Linked DNA regions of Homo sapiens: all the other regions are linked to region 1. Evidence: chromatin contacts called from ENCODE Hi-C or POLR2A ChIA-PET data. All regions are on one chromosome and are shown on one strand. Each heading gives the region's core, a stretch centred on a gene start or an enhancer-like site at or near the end of the contact. The rest is flanking DNA. Distances are from core to core; before and after follow the strand shown.

Region 1 (2,930 bases), core at 265-2,764:
ACCACATAGGGCAGGTGGAAGATAAATAATTTCTTGTGTAGAACAGAGTTTAAAGTTAAAAAAAAATTATTTATGTAGCGGTGGCTCATGCCTGTAATCCCAGCACTTTGAGAGGCCGAGGCGGGCGGATCACGAGGTCAGGAGTTTGAGACCAGCTTGGCCAACATAGGGAAACCCCATCTCTACTAAAAATACAAAAAATTAGCTGGGCATGGTGACAGGCACCTGTAATCCCAGCCATTGGGAGGCTGAGGCAGGAGAATCACTTGAAGTCAGGAGGCGGAGGTTGCAGTGAGCTGAGATCGCGCCACTGCACTCCAGCCCGGTCGACAGTGCGAGACTCCATCTCAAAAAAAAAAAAAGTATTAATGTATTTCAAACCCTTAGGTGTATAAAGTTTCCTTTAAAAAAGGATTAGAAAGCTTCTATTGGTCATATAAGATGTTCAGATGTTTCTATTTTTGTTACTACAAGCAAAACAAAGCTAATCGCTCTTAACTTTGTTCCCTTAATTCACTGCCAAAGGTGAGCTCAGAGAGGATTTATATGGACCAGTTCTGACCATTGTAGGTTAAAGACATTTCTTTGAATTTCAGCTGAGAAACATTCTCCCATGCAGCCCTTTTACCAGTTAAGTTGAATAAGCTTGACTTTGTAGATATTGTTTTTAGTTTCATTTCAGAAAAAAAGAACATTAAGAAGTCAATTTAATAAGCAAAATTATTTACGTGATTTAACTTAATTTGGCAATATGGCTGGGAAAATACAGAACAAAACAAAAGCAAATGTAAGAATACATACTTGGAACTGAACCAGTAGTGTTAGCAGTAATTATGCAATTAGTAGTTTTAATTACAATTAAAAAATCACCCTAAATTATCCAAGACCTATGATATGTGACATGGCACTCACCACCTTGAACAACTTCTCTGAATTCATTTTAAAACTGAGTACGGCGCCCATGGCATTTTCTTCCCAACTCATCCACCTGTGACCATGTTAAGAAGAAATTCCCTAGAATAGTTCAATCAAAGCTTACTGTGAACACTCTCACAACTTAATCAATGTTCTACATGTTCATTTCAAGGTTATTCTGAGATCTCAGGAAGGGTTTGTGAGCTTCCTGAAATAGAAGAAGTCTCAGAGGAATTCATCCCCCTGAGCTCAGTGGAGACATTCCAGCCATGCGGGTCTCCTTCCTCCTCTCCACCCCAGCCTTCCTCCTTCTTCTTCCTCCCTCACAGCAGAGATATGACAAACACCACCCACTTACAGTTGGTTCTCCTAATTCCACCCACAGGAGCTAAAAACCTAAAGAAAACACATTTATTTGTTTAAAAATGTAATTTACAAACAGCATTTTCATGAAAAATGTTCTCACCCTCGTTGTGCTAGTTCGTTGTATCTTTTTCTTCCAGGCTTATTCCTTCCCAAATGACTACAGTTTTTGCTGGCATTTCTCTGAAGGTATACTTGAGATCTCTTTAAGAGTCAGAAAAGCTACCTGAAATTGCAGGCAGCTTCCTGTTGGGCTCACGTTTTGCAGAATCCACGCTTGGTGTGCAGAAGGTGGGCAAGGTGTTTGAAAAAACAGGAAGCACCTGTGAATGTGTGAATTTATTTCTGGAAGCAGAAGGCTCCCTCTGAGATGGCTCTAGATGCTTCCTGCTGTTCCACCTATGAGCATTTTGCAAGGCCTTTCAGTACTTTGGGGCTATGAACAGGCTTCCGAATGGCAGGATTATTTGGAAAATCTGGGACACGGTGGGAATTCTGTTTTTTTAATGCAACTTTTCTGTTTTTTTCATGCAACTTTTTTCATGCAACTTTCTTTTTGGGGGATATTGGTTGATATGCGTGGAAATGAAGGTAGACTTTTAATTGCAATGGGGAAGTTAAAACCAAATGAGAATTAGAGATGTATGTAGCTTTATAAGTGATTTTGCTTTCATAAGATCATGTTTGTACTCATTGATTCCTTTACTCAGTAAACAGTATTGAGTGCAAGGCACTGAGATACTCCCTAGGAATCCACCGGAGACAAAACAGTGGTTGTGTGAAGTTTCAGTCCCCTGTTTCAGTCCCAAAATCACCTACAAGAAAGTGTTGTATTTCAAATTTGCATTTTTATATTTGCATGTGTCTGTATGATTTAGTGATGTGTTTAATTGAAATGCTACTGAAATAAGTCTCCTCCTCTGTATGAGGTACTCTAAACTACTGTTGGTGGCTGGCTATTCCAGCTTGGGCAGCCCCTGCCTGCCTTTTCAGGTCATGCATTTGGTGACATTAGTGGCTAATTAGGTTAATCCTGTTCCTTGACTGGAGAGACCACAGCTAATTGCTATCCTGTAAATACACTCTTGGCTGTAGATAAACTGGACTGCAACATGTGTCTGGATTCTTGAAGACCTATTACCAGTCTTTGAGGAAAAAGTGTCAACAGCTTCTGTTCTACAGTTTTCAGTAGCTTTATTTTCATATCTGAGCAAAATCTGGCACAGAGTAAAGAATACAGCTCCCTCCCTCTTTTATATGTGTGTGGCCTCAACAGGTCACGTTGCAGCCAGTTTGAAAATCTCCAAGTAAACAGTGCTGATTTGTTGGTAGACTACGCTGGAGAAAATGCAGAGGGGCTGGGGAGAAAGAAACCTGGGTCTAAAGTTTAGCTCTGCCACTTACTAGCTATGTGAACTTGGGCAAGTCATTTAGCATTTCTCCAAGACCACCTTTTTTTCATGTGAATGGAAATAATTCTCATACTTACCCAAGCAAGTATCATGAGGACAAATTATATAAAGTTTATAGAACATTATATAATATACATCCCCAGGTTCTAGAGATGGATTAGGGTTTGAGCCAAGAGGCATGGGTTTGATCTTGGAAAGGTCATCCTGGCCCTCTGTGCCCAAGACACCTCTAGCATAAAG
Region 2 (2,930 bases), core at 119-2,618, 53 kb before region 1:
TTGGATCAGAACATTATGCCAGAGATGTCCGGAGCTCTCTGGGAGGTGTTGAGAGATGAATGAAGGGTGGGGGATAGGCACTGACAACCCTTGGAGAGCCAGGTGGAGAGGTAGTGATGATTAACTTTAGTTGCTCTCCCACAAGGCTGGGAGAAATTAATGAGCAACAGAATGAATAAGCAAGTTTACTAAAGTTTAGGCAACTTCAATGACTTGAATATGCATAATGTACCACTGCTAAGACATAGTTGAGTAAAGAGGTATGCAACTAAAAATTCCCCAGGCTTCACTAGATTATGTTAGAAAATACATTAATTACAGAATATTCAAATCCTGTGGTTAATTGTCTTCATTCCTGAAACAAAGCCCAAAGTCCTTGCAAAGTTGCCTCCCCACCAGCCTTTTTGGAGCCATCAGGGCATATGCTCAGAGATAAATCTGCTCATATGGCACCTGCTACCTTCCTGGCATGCATCTCTCAGGTGTCGTCTCAGGAGATTGTCCCTCTCCTGCTGGGTGTCACAGACTTGGGGAGCCTGCAGCCAGGCACTGCCACTGAGCCTCACCACTGAGGGGTTTATGAGGCCATCCTGGCTTTAGGGGCTCCAAGTGTCACGTTGACCAAAGCAGTCCATTTTCATCTGTTTTATAAAGGGTCCTGTGTATCTCAATGGAAAAGTATTCAGCCTTCTAAAAGATGTTTGAAGACGATTTCACCAGAGCTTCCATGGAGCCAGGACCCTGCTGTATTTCAGGGAAAAGTGGGCAAGTGTTCATTTTCCAGCTTGATGCAGAACTTTGTTGCCTGGGGAGCAAAGTACCGCTGTTCAAACTCCAAGTCTTACAAAATTGCTTATTAAAATAATTCCTGACATTTTGGCTTCTACATCTTTTCTCCCTAGGTGTCAGGCCTAATCAGTGAAGTAGACTGGAATTAAACACCCCATCTTTTTCTGTCAGAGTTCTCAGTTGTCACCAATTAAAATCTAGTAGTAGCAGAAAAGGAATTTATTAAAGAATATAAGATTTCCCAGGAGGCCGGAAAGCAGGCTGGGAGGCTTCCCAGCCAGCACCAATTCTCAGAGTCACAGTAAAGAACAGACCAGGTGGGAATAACTGCTGACTCCACCAGGCACAGACTCCTGCTGGTACTAGCTCGTGGTGTGACCTTAGCCATCCCTCCCTCTAGTAACTGAATTCACCAGCTGCCATTCTCACCAGAGTGGGCTCTAGGTGGCACTTGTTTCTTTGCAATACATGCTTGTGATTAGAAAACTTGCTGAGGTGCACGTGATTGTCTGGGTCTGTGTCACAGACCAGTGTACTGGCTGCAGAGGAGGTGGGGAATTCTCCAAATATAGGAAGTGTGTTCAATTGTGTTGAGAAGCCCAGACGAGTGATAACATGTTCACTTGAACATCGCTGTCCTCGGGTTCTCTTCCTCTCCTCTATACCTACCCCCAACTACACCCACGCCAAAGCCACAGTACCTTTCCTCCTCATCCACTTAAAGCCAAATATTTCATTAGAATTGAATTATTTGAGGCCTGTCACCACCACCTCACCAAACATGCCCAGACATGACTGAACCTCAGCACTGGAAACACTTAGGCTCAAGCTGAAAGTTTCTTAAGTGCTACACATTAGAAACAACCAACCATTCCTAAACTAGTCCATGAAACCACAGGACACTAAGAAAGGATAGCCCAGATCTAGTAAAGAACACAAACATGTTTTCATGACAGTGATAATAGATCTTCGTTTACACCACCACTGATTTGAAAGGCTATACTGTTTGTTTTGTTTCTTCTTTTATTCTTTATTCAATATTCAACTTAACTATTGAGTGGACCTAAGCACTGTTAATAAAGCAGTAAACAAAGCCCTGCCCATAAAGTGTTAATATTCTAGAGGGAGACGCAGACTATGAACAAGGACTCAAATGCATACACAGTGTAAGTTCAGACAGTGATAAGTACATTAAGGAAAATAAAGGAGGGTTAAGGAATAGACGGTGATGGGACTGATGCTCATTTATATTGAGTGGTCTGGGAAGGTTCAAGCAGATTTGAATCATGGAACAGTGTAATATGAAGAGATTTGGGATCAGAGGTGCCTGAGTTGAAAACATACCCAGGAGCTAAAGTGAGAGGAAGAAGGTCAGAGTGTGGTGGAAAGAAGCCTGAAGATGAAATGAGACAGATAAATAGGGCCAAAATATGGAGGTTCTTGTGGGCCACCATTAGGAGTTTAGCTTTTATTCTAAGCATAATTGAAAGCCATTGGATAGTTCTAAGATGAGCAGTGATGATAGGCTTAGACTTACATTTTTTCAAAGTTCTCACTGGCTGCCCTATAAATAGTAGATTATGGGGTTTTAAATTGGAGATGAGGAACCTCTCAGTAGACTTTGCTGTGATCCAGGTAGAGAAACATGTTGGGTTGGACGAGGGTGGGAGCAGTGGAGATGGTGAGATCAGATCAGGTTTGGGATGTATTTTGCAGCCCAGTCTGTCAGGATTTGCTGATGCTTTGTATGTGAAAATGAGGCAGAAAGAATCCAGTATGAACTTCTAGGAAAGCACTTTGTGACCGATTGTATTTTATGGAAATGACTACAGTATTTCCTGTTAATATAGTTTTCCAGAAACTTGCTACTCCCTCATCAAGAGTTGGAGTCTGTGTCCTATCCCCTTGGAACTAAGAGGGCTTTTGTTAGACTTTTAACTATTAAAATATGGCAGAAGTGATACATGTCTTTTCTGAGTCATTAAAACGTGATCCCACTGCTGCCTGATTTCACTGGGACACTCATGCTGTAACCCAGCTACCATGCTGTGAGGAAGCCCAGGTCGCATGGAAAGGGCCAAGTGGAAAGGCACCCAGGCCCCAGCCCTCAGTATCAGCTATGCTTCCTGCCAACAGTCAAG
Region 3 (2,930 bases), core at 299-2,798, 46 kb after region 1:
TGAGGCCAGGACATACATCTTCTTCATTGTATCCCCAAAGCCCACTTCAGTGCACAGTGCATACTAGATGCTCAGTTAACATTTAATTAACAATTAAATAGGCTGGGCTAGTAGTCAAAGACTACACAGCGTGACTCCACCCATGAAAGTCATAGTTTAACAGAAGAAAAACAGACATGACAATATATTATTACAATGCAATGGGATGGTAGAAATCTATATAAATGTCTGTACAAATACAATAAAACATAATGGCTAACTGGGTAGGGGAGAAAAATAGGGAGAATGATGGTCCAGTGCCATGTCTGCACCCTGGAGCAGTGGAGCCCACTGGGACCTCTGGCCTCAGAATCAGGGCTAGTCTGTATAACATCATCTGTGGATTCCAACTCCAAGGAGCAAGTCACTCCTTATGTTTCAGTTAGTTTCAGTGGACCCGGAGCCTGCAAGGGTCTCAACTTGTAGGGTGTGAACCCCACTGTTGGCAAAGGGGCTGGACCACAGCAGGGAAAGACCGCTGCTTAATTGGCTGTGCCAGCGTCATGTTTACAGTTGAGGGCTCACTTGTCTGCATTCTTAAAAATCTGTTTTAGAATTCAGTCCTTTAGCATTGTTCATGTTCTCTGTATTTTCTCAAAAATGTATAACAGCACTTTCTTTTGTGATTCCCTCTGAACCCTTGGTTGGAATTTGCCTAGAATCAGCACCTTCAACTCATTTAAAATTGTCACGTGACTCACATTGTCTTCTAGTATTTTTGTTATATTTTGATTTTTAATTTAACGTGTTAATTACTATGTTTATTTTGCTTTGTTACTTTGGTTGATTTTTTTTTTGACAGCACGTACTGCAGATAGCAAATCATCAGCTTATTTTTAGAGCAATGCCAACTCAGTAATGACTCCATCCGAATAGATCCATTTAGTGGGAAAAACAAATTGATATAAAAAGATGCATAGACAGGGATGAAAGAACAGGAATTGCAAAGTGAGAAAGGCATTTTATAATTTATGACAATGAGAACTATCTTTTGTTTAAAAACATTTAAATTTGGATCTATCTTGGATTTCAAAATCATCAAAACATGTTTATTCTGCCCTTTCAAATACAAGTGGAAAAGAGAGAAACAAAATATGAATTGAGCCTTTGTTTGGACTGCCCCTGGTTCTCATTCCTTCTCTGCTTCAAGGTGGTCTTACCTTTCTTTCCATTTCTTGATATGAACACAGCCAAATAAATACATAAAAATAGAAGCCTTCATTGCTGATCTTGTCTCTTCTGTGATTCCAACCTATTCCCTCAATCACCTCCTTCCCTCTCTCCCTTGTTCTTCTCTTTCTCACTTCCTCTCTCTAATTAGTTGTTTTTCAGGCCAAACTGGGCATGGGTTTGCTTTAGTATCATTGGGATGAAATGGGTTGAAAAGAGAACTTGGAATAATGAGGGCTGTCTTGGGCTAAAGCATGACAATAACAGAGGCACACACTCCACTGTATTAAAATAGCACTTGGTTCCGATCTCGGTCACTAGGTGTCGCTAAGTAATCTAATTAAATACCTGGTTTATGACCAACAAATTTGAGTAGACATTGAGCTGAGTGAGGCAGAAATAAAAATTAAGGACATGTGGCCTACATAAAATCCCGTTATCCACAACAGCTATTTTAGAACAGCAGGATTAGTACCTGGAATATGAATTGGAAAGTTCATGAATTAAAAAGAACCTACGAAAGTGCTTAGCCTTTATTGGGGAAAATGAATAAATCCTTTCTATTTTATGTGCCCTTCCTTTTCTTCCTCTCCTATTAAATTGGACATCCTGCTGCCTGCATTTTCATGAGCATAACTGGATTTTATGTGGTCTAAATGTACTGGCTGGGCTGTTTGCATCTAATCCTTCCTCAGTTCATATATTTTCTTGTTAAACTTTTTTTAGAGCCTGTTTTAACCTGAACTACCTGAAAAGCAAGCTGGATGAACATAATGCCTATTCTTAGTGGAATATCTTTGAGTGAACTCCTACTCCTATGCATCCTTCAAGGCAGATCAAATGTTTTCTAGTCTGTCAAACGTGACCGCAGGCAGTTCTTTTTGCCTTGTTCCCAGAACACAGCTGCATCTTCTTCCATGTGCCATTTTTTTTGCCTTACATGGTAATTAATGGTTCATGTATCTGTCTTCGCCACATACTGTGAGCTCCCTAAGGACAGGGACAAGTTGAGGAAAGTGACTGCTCAACATTTGCTACTGTTGCTACTTATAGCTCTTCTAGTGGTGTAGCCTATAGTAAATTCAGCACACAATTACCAGTTTCCCTAAGCATTTCAGTAGAATCTTCTCATGTCATTTCAGCAGGAGTTAAACTGGTTGTGTGTGTTTTGTGGTTTATAATATTGTGTGCTTAGAAAGCAAAATTAAGGGCTCACTAAATTGATGTGGAAAGAGATTTTATGTTGTGTGTGTGTATGTGTTTGGATGGGGTCTTCAAATGTTTGTTAAAGGAGTTGTTTATTCATCCATTGCCAATCCTTTTAAAAACAGTTACACAGCAGAGAAGGGGGATTGTATTTAGAGGAGACGCTAAATCAACACCTAAATTAAGGGTAAGCTTTTAGGCAAATTACTGTGTTTTTCTTTCCTGAGAGAAATAACTGGAGATTAGGAAACATCTTTTCTTAAAGAGTTTAATGTACTTCCAAATTCAAACAAATATTTAAAATGTTACAGTAATTTCATCTAAATCTTCTGTGTGTGTCCATAATTTTCTAAAATAAGTGGTAAATCACTTTAGGAAACCTATAACAGAGTGAAAATCAGCACACATTATTCGGGTTTACTGTGTGCGTGATGCTTTGTTGAAGGAGGGAGGAGATAGAAACATGTCTGTCCCGCAAGAAGTTCACAATTGGTGTGGCCACGGATAAAACATGT

What was found. A loop is a pair of places that touch in the nucleus more often than their neighbours do. ChIA-PET counts read pairs that join two places held with the same protein, here RNA polymerase II (POLR2A). Pooled maps may share reads with other maps.
Region 2: a loop to region 1 is called in a pooled map, with 2.9 times the contacts of the local background. The contact joins the enhancer-like site here to the promoter of IFNG-AS1 in region 1. A Hi-C loop is called at or near these places in 1 of 37 single-sample maps with no recorded cell type and 3 of 50 pooled maps. POLR2A ChIA-PET finds 5 or more read pairs at or near these places in 5 of 52 experiments (B cell, GM12878, HEK293 and 2 more).
Region 3: a loop to region 1 is called in a pooled map, with 2.6 times the contacts of the local background. The contact joins the enhancer-like site here to the promoter of IFNG-AS1 in region 1. A Hi-C loop is called at or near these places in 3 of 37 single-sample maps with no recorded cell type and 3 of 50 pooled maps. POLR2A ChIA-PET finds 5 or more read pairs at or near these places in 4 of 52 experiments (GM10248, OCI-LY7, T-cell and 1 more).

The regions. Positions count from the first base shown.
Region 1 is chr12:67,988,031-67,990,960 of GRCh38, reverse strand. It overlaps IFNG-AS1 (IFNG regulatory antisense RNA 1), which reads right to left and starts at 1,514. Exons shown (of 4, transcript NR_104125.3): 1 at 1,382-1,514.
Region 2 is chr12:68,040,914-68,043,843 of GRCh38, reverse strand. No RefSeq gene overlaps it. Among named protein-coding and RNA genes, the nearest start is that of IFNG-AS1, 53 kb to the right of the region's middle. RefSeq lists an enhancer at 1,388-1,637. Within about 2 kb of position 1,368, at least 4 of the 41 ENCODE cell types and tissues checked have a DNase peak (open chromatin) inside an H3K27ac peak, as active enhancers do; they include B cell and GM12878, where a contact is called at or near this core.
Region 3 is chr12:67,942,094-67,945,023 of GRCh38, reverse strand. The region is part of intron 2 of LINC01479 (long intergenic non-protein coding RNA 1479); the gene reads right to left. Among named protein-coding and RNA genes, the nearest start is that of LINC01479, 14 kb to the right of the region's middle. Within about 2 kb of position 1,548, at least 2 of the 41 ENCODE cell types and tissues checked have a DNase peak (open chromatin) inside an H3K27ac peak, as active enhancers do.